Linked DNA regions of Homo sapiens: region 1 is linked to region 2. A link is a contact called in ENCODE POLR2A ChIA-PET data. All regions are on one chromosome and are shown on one strand. The core of a region is the stretch at or near the end of the contact, and the rest is flanking DNA. Distances in the headings are between cores, read along the strand shown.

The links. ChIA-PET counts read pairs that join two places held with the same protein, here RNA polymerase II (POLR2A).
Region 1: POLR2A ChIA-PET joins it to region 2 with 13 read pairs in activated T-cell. The contact joins the enhancer-like site here to the promoter of ANKRD40 in region 2. POLR2A ChIA-PET finds 5 or more read pairs at or near these places in 2 of 52 experiments (Panc1 and activated T-cell).

What each region holds. Positions count from the first base shown.
Region 1 is chr17:56,865,486-56,869,783 of GRCh38, reverse strand. DGKE (diacylglycerol kinase epsilon) reads right to left here. Exons shown (of 12, transcript NM_003647.3): 12 at 217-4,298. All of the region lies in intron 1 of LOC124904037 (a long non-coding RNA gene), which reads left to right. Among named protein-coding and RNA genes, the nearest start is that of MIR3614, 24 kb to the left of the region's middle. Within about 2 kb of position 1,588, at least 2 of the 41 ENCODE cell types and tissues checked have a DNase peak (open chromatin) inside an H3K27ac peak, as active enhancers do.
Region 2 is chr17:50,706,247-50,710,610 of GRCh38, reverse strand. ANKRD40 (ankyrin repeat domain 40) reads left to right here and starts at 2,697. Exons shown (of 5, transcript NM_052855.4): 1 at 2,697-3,090. The coding sequence starts at 2,957. RefSeq lists silencers at 2,752-2,961, 3,092-3,361.

The DNA of each region.
Region 1 (4,298 bases), core at 339-2,838, 6.2 Mb before region 2:
GTCTACCTCACAGAAATACAGATTATAAAATAAAAAGTAAAAGCATGTGACACCTAACTGTACAATAAATGTGTGAAGCTGTTTAAGTCCAAACATGGATCATTACATGTAAGATGGCCTATGTGTGAACATCAGCAGCTATCACAGCCACGTTCACATATATGTAAATTATCAAGGGGCATTACGCTTGGCACTGTTTAAAAGAAAGCAGGCAAGTGATCAAGTGAATTTTTATTACAAAAATTTTATAAAAATGGATTTCCAGGTAAAGATGGCAGAATAAAGCAGGACTACAGAATATTCTTCCTCTAATGCCTAATAAAATGAATAAAAGATGTTACATGCCACAGTACATTTTTCAGATCGTTACTGATAAATCAGAAAGCTTTATGAAAATCCAGATGGAAGGAAACACACAGTTCTGCCATGCATATTAAGATGCATTCACTCTCCTGCCCTAATAATTATCATATAACCTTATGGTAGACGATAGTCAATTAGTTGCCAACCAATACTTAAAAATTAGATTTCATATACTCTAAACTTCTGTCTTTTCTAGAAAAATAAATTGTTTACACTAGGCCTGCTTCCCAGGAATCATGTGCTCCAGTTTACCGAAGTCTCTACAACTCTTACCTTCGTTGCTTGCCCAGCTCCTGTAAGCACTTGCAACCCGTAGGTGGGCATTAATTCCCATTCTTACAGAGAAAGAAAATTTGAGGCTCAGGAAGAACAAGTGTTAAGTTACAGTAGTAGAGGCTGGGTTTCCATTCAGGTATTTCAAATAAGTGATACATTTTTCCATACTCTACCAACTGAAAATAAGGTGAATTCACCTTTGATCCCACTTACTGCTCTACTCTGCCAGGAGCCAGTTTATATGCGTGAGAATGAATGTTTCTCCTAACACACGTGTATGATTCTGTGCTCTTAGGCTACAAAAGCCATGCAATATGAATTTTTTATTCTTTCTGTCTAAAAGTATGTGATCAGAACTTGCCACATATATGTTTGCCCTGCTGTAGACCAAGAACCACTTTTTGGGACACTAAGTCAAAGCTGCTTATTGTATCTCATGGTTGTGTCAAAAAACTACACAGTATCATACTTACGTGCTGCACTTTTAATTTTATTAAAAAAGAAGCAAGTATCTTCAACATACCAAATGCTTTCACATTTCTGCCTGCAGGCACTGACCACAAAAATACAGACCCAACACAACAAAAGCAATTAACACAAGATAATTAAGTGGTAGTTACAAGTGGTGGGCAGGGGAAAGTGCAAGAGGCCAGCTGGCTGAGCAAGTGGAGTCATCACATGTGTCCTCAACATTGTGGGTTTAGGGATCCAGTGCAATCAGTTCACTTCTAAGAGGACTGGGGTTGAGGACTCGAGCTAGGCTGCTCTAAACTTGTACAAACAGAATTACAAATCAGAGTGCCAATTTATCTGTAGGGTTTGTTTAAGCAGTTCAGATCTGAAAGACTGCTGGCAGAGCCCTGAACTGGACTGAGAACAAACGTTTTTATGAGCCATCATCATCCACCTCCACAAAGTGCCTGCCTTACTCTAGGGTTTTTCTCAGCCAAATCTACTCATCTGATCAGGATGCCCTCTTGCCTGGACAATGTCAGAGGAACAAGGAAAACAACTGAGCTTTCCAGCTCTTCCTTTTCAACATTCCATGTTAGTCACCAAAAAGTAACACATAATGGAAATTCTCTAGATTACAGCTTATTTCCTGTTTAGTGCATTCTGTGTTGATGTCGTCCTTTAACAGTGAGGTAGCTCAGGGCATCCTTAGAGAGACTGAAGTGTTCTTGGTCTGATATCTGATACCAGCAACACATTTCTTTCTTTTTTTTTTTTTTTGAGATGGAGTCTCACTCTTTGGCCCAGGCCCCACTGCAGTGGCACTATCTCGGCTCGCTGCAAGCTCCGCCTCCCTGCAAGCTCTGCCTCCCGGGTTCACGCCATTCTCCTGCCTCAGCCTCCCGAGTAGCTGGGACTACAGGTGCCCGCCACCATGCCCGGCTAAATTTTTGGATTTTTAGTAGAGGCGGGGTGTCACCGTGTTAGCCAGGATAGTCTCGATCTCCTGACCTCGTGATCCACCTGCCTCAGCCTCCCAAAGTGCTGGGATTACAGGCGTGAGCCACCACGCCCGGCCTTTTTTTTTTTGAGATGGAGTCTTGCTCTGTTGCCCAGGCTGGAGTGCAGTCATGTGATCTCCGCTCACTGCAAGCTCTGCCGCCTGGGTTCGAGCAATTCTCGTGCCTCAGCCTCCTGATTAGCTGGGATTAAAGGCATGTGCCAATGTACCTGGCTAATTTTTTTTGTATTTTTAGTAGAGACGGCGTTTCACCATGTTGACCAGGCTTGTCTCAAACTCCTGACCTCAGGTGATACGCCTCCCTTAGCCCCCCAAGTGCTGGGATTACAGGTGTGAGCCACCGTGCCCAGCCTCAGCAGCACATTTCTATTTATAGTTTCTAGGTGATTTATTTTCTGCAGACTTTCTTGCATATGGTTAAGCCCAATCATTTCATTTAAGTTTTATAAACGTCTGTATTAGAGGATGGCATTTTAAAATTCTTTCCCCAGAACCCTGGAATGTACCTTTCTGGGCTATGCAAGCCTCATGCACTGACTACACAGGGCCACATGGGTAAATATATATGTATTGATGTGTATTTACATATCAAAAATTAAATAGACTATATGCTTAAATTAGAAACACAAAGAACAAAGGCTAAGTTCACTGCTTTACTATTCAATAAAATAGCTTTAAAAACTGTGAAACAGCCAAGTGGCCACATTCTAAACAGCGACGGAGACCTCCAAAATATTCTGTCCACCAAAAAAACACGAAGTTTCTGAATATGTAAAAATTAGTAGAAAATCAATTAGGTGACAAAGTCATTATAGTAGTGGCTTTCAAACCCTTTATAAAAAATAGCAGAATCATTTTAAATGTGGAATTATTTTATCTACTGAGATCTGAAGCAGCACTCAGTATACACAAGTGTGGCTGCATTGACTGCAGTGAGAAGGCAGGCGCCTCCATGGCTCACTGCCCCTTGGAGGCGCACTGCACTAACTCCTGAAGCAACTCCTTGTCCCCCAACACTGCATGGGTCACAGTCCAAAAACTGATTCCACATATGAATCATACCAATTTTTATGTAACAGAGTTCAGACAAATATATCAATTTGGGTATGATACAAATAAGTTTTTCATAGAGTTCTTTTAGAAAAGTGATTTTGAGGGAAGAGGACAGCGGAGTAGAAGAAAAACAATTTTAAGAACATACAATTAATTCAATTTTTCGGCATGGTATCCCACCTAGCAAAAGCCCTAGGTGAATACATGAGGTTCAGACCAGAAGCTTTCAAATTTCAGTATGCTTAAGAATCGCCTGAGGCGCTTGTTAATAAAAACAGAGATTTCTATGTTGCATCTCCAGAGACAGGGAATCATTAAGTTAAGGGTTGGGCTCAGGAATCCATACTTTCAACAGCCTGCCCAGGCATTCTGATGCTGCAGATAGCCTGCAGCGCGTACTCTGAAGAACAAGAGAAAGGCTTCAAGGGAAAAATTGAAAAAGACAGGGGGACACTGTTTAAAAGCAAAACCCAAACCACCTTTTCTGTCTTGTTGCTGAGAATGAATTCAGATTGGGATAAACAACCTTTTCTTTCTTTTTAAATATCTAGATATTTTAAATATATCTACTTATATTCCACTGTCCTCAACTGGGTAGAAATATTAAAAAAATTATCAATATAAAATGCTGGTTCTTGCTTCAATATTATCATTTTGAAGGAAAACCACACAAAACCATTACCCATTCTAATGACTTTTTTGGCCAAATTATGTATTTGGGTCCACATTAATCATTAAATTAGTATAACCTTTAAAGTTTTCAAGTTAGTGCAAATTTAAAATTCAATAAATATATTAAATACAATTTTACTTTATATTACAAATGTAAATTATTTTTCTTTTGACATGCTGGTAGTATTCATTTTTACAACGCAAACTGACTTTACAATTTCTGAGTCACAGTATATTTTATAACTCTAAGCAAATGTATTTCACAAAGCAAACACTATATGTTTTTGACATACTCTAAAAAAATAAAAATAAATAATTTTGATTATAAAATTTGTATAAACTTAGCTACATTAGGGGTTCACAGCTAATTGTTGCAGAAAACCTAAAACACACCTAAATCATGTAACTTTACTAGCAGACAACTTGTATTTTAAAACACAAGTCAGTTTGATTTCTATTA
Region 2 (4,364 bases), core at 1,448-3,947:
AGTTTTCCTAACGTAAACCTTGTTGTAACCCACCTATGATCCAATGAATGTTTAAGATGTCTAGGCTTTGCACATATCCATTCATTCAATCCATAGAACAATCCTGCAAGGTGGGTGCTACTATTATTCCTGTTTCGCAGGTGCAGAATTTGAGGCACAGGAAAGTTGAGTAACTCATTCAAGATTATATGAGTGGCAAAGCTGGCATACAAACCCAGGCAGTCTGGCGTCTGTCTCCACACTCACTACCACTATGCCACATTGTTTCTATTGTAATGCATAGCACATTCTATTGTTCGCCTTGTCTCCCCTGATAAACTGTTCTTCAAAGTCAAGGACTCTGATTCATTTGCAGCAGCATCCTCAGTGACTAGAACAGTGCCTGGCAAACAGCACATGCTTAATACAGTTCAGTGAGTTAGGTAGTTCCCTAGAGACAAGACAGAGTAGAGATAAATGGAAGTAGTAATAGAACAGCCAGCAGGTTACATTCAGTTATATCCAAGATCAGAAGTTTTGTTTGTGGATAAAATTTTGTTTTTTTTAATCTGAAGATAATAAACAGAAGACTGAAATCAGAGTAAGTAGAGGTTGAGTTTAAGAAGATCTACTAATATTCACGGATACAGCAGTTATGTAGGGTACATGCTATAATCCTTTTAAGGAAGGGACATTTGACAAACTCTCATAAAGAGAACTCATAGACTTTGGGGGCCGGGCGCGGTGGCTCATGCCTGTAATTCCAGCACTTTGGGAAGCTGAGGCGGGCGGATCACCTGAGGTCGGGAGTTTGAGACCAGCCTGAGCAACATGGAGAAACTCCGTCTCTACTAAAAATACAAAAAATTAGCCAGGCATGGTGGAACATGCCTGTAATCCCAGCTACTCAGGAGGCTGAGGCAGGAGAATCGCTTGAACCTGGGAGGTGGAGATTGTGGTGAGCCGAGATCGCGCTGTTGCACTCCAGCCTGGGCAATGAGAGCGAAACTCCTCCATCTCAAAAAAAAAAAAAAAAAAAAAAGAACTCATAGACTTTGGGGTGCAGTCACGAACAATTTTTTTTAACTGCATTAAAAACAAAAAACAACAACAACAAAAAAACAAAAACAGGCCAGGCGCGGTGGCTCATGCTTGTAATTCCAGCACTTTGGGAGGCTGAGGCTGGCAGATCACATGAGGTCAGGAGCTGGAGACCAGACTGGCCAACATGGTGAAACCCCATGTCTACTAAAAATACAAAAATTAGCCGAGCATGGTGGCACAGGCCTGTAATCCCAGCTGCTCGGGAGGCTGAGGCAGGAGAATTGCCTGAACCTGGACTTAGAGGTTGCAAGGAGCTCAGAGATCGCCCCACCGAACACCAGCCTGGGCAACAGAGTGAGACTCTGTCTCAAAAACAAGCAAACAAAAACAACAAGCCACTACCTACTCCCATGTCACTGAAATTGTGTTGAAGGACTCAAATCCAGTGCCATACACATCAGTTTCAGATAGAGTATCATGCTGGATGTGAGAATTAAAATTTAAATTGGGGGAACAAATGAAAATGTAAGCTCAAGCAGGGTTACAATTTGCCATGGGGGTCAATTTAAGTGTGTAGTCAGTTTATATTCAGCACCACCTGGTGTGCACTGTGTACTGTGTGAATTACTGTATCATACTAAACAAACAGACATTGGTTTTTCTTAAACTGTAGCAAGAAAAATGCTTGCTGTGCAGATCCCAGCAGCCCCAAGAGACGGAAATGAAAACTCCATGCCTAAATTTATCCCTTCCTATTTCATCTCTCCTTGTTCAGGCCTTCCTCCCTTCCTCCCCAGGGCTATTTCCTTAATCTTGACCCCATCTGTAAAGTTCCATCCTGTGCCACATCGGAGGATCTCTTCAGGGCACCTGGGCTCAACAAAACAATATTTCCTTTTTCTCCCACTGGGTATAAAACAGTGCCAACTGAGGCTCTGAGCCTCATTAGATAGATCGGGCAAGAAGTGAAGCAAAATGCTGTTTACATGTACACCACAGCTCTTCCCAGAGCACTTGGAATCAGGACCAGGACACCTCCAAAGCCTCTTTGGTGTTTTTCCTTTCTTTTCTCCTTATATGGCCTTCATGAAGAGTAACTAATTACAATCTGTAAGCAGTAATTACAGTTCATAAACTGTGAGCACAATATAAATATTTTTCCTGAAAGCCAGGTTAGAAGAAATCCTGTCTAAAATGAGATGTAAAACAACAACAATTGAAATAAATATTCTAACTGAATTGTCCCCAAGCACTGTCAAAAAGAAGAAGAGTCTAATCTATCTCTGTAATAATGGGCGTATTATAGTAGGATCGTTTTCAGCCCATTTCCCCATCCTGCTGGGCACGAATTGGCTCAGATAAGGAAAAGGAGCCAACCAAACTGGGGGAAAATAACAAAAAAACCCCAAATCCCAATAAAAAGAACCCACCAATTATTTTGGATGCCTGGTAAACAGCCTGCACCAGAGGATAAGGCTTTTCTGGCCCTCAGCTATGCTTTTTTCTCTTTTCATGTGTCTTGTCCTCCTCCCTTGAAACTGCGGGGTGGGGAAGTCTAAAAATAGTCAATGAATCATGGCATATAATATTGTGCAGTAGTTACATAAACAGCCAGCCCGGGCGCCGGAGCCCCGGGTCGGAACGGAAAATATCTGGGTCAGCGTTGTCACACTGAACAGGGTCCCCCGGAGCCGGCCTTCGGGAGGCGCGGCCCGGGAGGAGGCCTGGGCCTGCGGGCCGGGAGCAGCAGGGGCGGCCCGCGGGAGGGAGCGGAAGTCCCGGGGCGGGCGCGGGCAGCGGCGCGAGCAGGGCGGGCGAGTTCCGCGCTCCCTCCCCATGGCCGGGAGCGGGCCGCGGCGACGGCGGCGGCGCTGACAGGCCCCGGGCGGGGCGGGGCAGGCGGGCCTGGGCGGGGGCCTGGGGCTGTGGGAAGATGAACGCCCTCCTAGAGCAGAAGGAGCAGCAGGAGAGGCTGCGGGAGGCCGCGGCCTTAGGGGACATTCGGGAGGTGCAGAAACTGGTGGAGAGCGGGGTGGATGTGAACTCCCAAAATGAGGTCAACGGCTGGTAAGTGGGGAGCGGGGGAGGCCTAGGGTCAGGGCAGCCGGTCGGAAGGCGTGGGGCAGTCAGTCGCGACCTGGGCCCAGCGCGGGACGCCTGGCTACGGCGAGGCCTGCCACCTCGGGCCTCCGAGATTGTGCTCTCTTGAGGCCAGCCCTGGCCCCCATGCCTCGTGCGGTCGGGAGCGCGTCCTGCCCAAATCCCGGCCCACGTGGTCCACTCGGGGCAGCGCCCACTGGGACTCTGGTGCCCTACCCCCTTCCCCCGCGCTCCCGGCTCACTTGGTCAGAGCGGTGCTGGAGGCAGTGATTCTCAGCGACTATGCGTTGGAGCTCACCCCAATTCGAGTGTTGAGTTAATTTGCCGTAGGTGCTTCTGGAGAACGCATCTTGCAGAGCTAAAAGCATAAGCAACTGAGCAAATATGAATTTTATAAACTAGCACGATTTCCTTAGCCAAGACCAGGAAAAAAAAACACATTTGCATCACCATTCTGCTTCTCTGTTGTTTCACTGCAACCGATTTGCTGCTGCTGCCTGTAGTTGCCTGTTTGAGGGAAAACTCATTTGTTTATCCTATCGATTATTTTCTTTCTTTTTTTTTTTTTTTTTTTTTTTTTTTTTGAGACAGGGTCTTGCCCTGTCGCCCAGGGTGGAGTGCAGTGGCATAGTCTCGGCTCACTGCAACTTCTACCTCCCCGGCTCAGGTGATCCTCCTGCCACAGCCTCCCAAATAGCTGGGAATACAGGCACGCGCCCCCACACCCGGCTAATTTTTTTTTTTTTTTTTTTTGGTATTTTTGGTAGAGATGGGGCCAGGTTGGTCTCAAACTCCTGGCCTCAAGTGATCCACCCGCCTCAGCCTCCAAAAGTGCTGGGATTACAGATGTGAGCCTACCGTTCCTGGCCAGTTTTCTTATTACAATTTCAAATACAGAATGTCACCCAAGACTTTAGATGTCTGCCTGCAGATTGAATTCTTCCCAATTAAATAAGGAGTCTCATCTTAAGATGTTGCTGGTGGTCAAAACAGAAAGTTACTGAATGTGGCATTATTCCGCTCTCTGCATTTAAAATTTAAAATTTTGATTCAGGTAATGCTTAGCCAGACTATTTTGCTAGCTTAGAGTTAAAGTGAGTAGCACTTTGGGAGGCTGAGGTGGGCGGATCACGAGGTCAGGAGATCAAGACCATCCTGGCCAACATGATGAAACCCCGTCTCTACTAAAAATACAAAAATTAGCTGGGCGTGGTGGTGCATGCCTGTAGTCTCAGCTACTT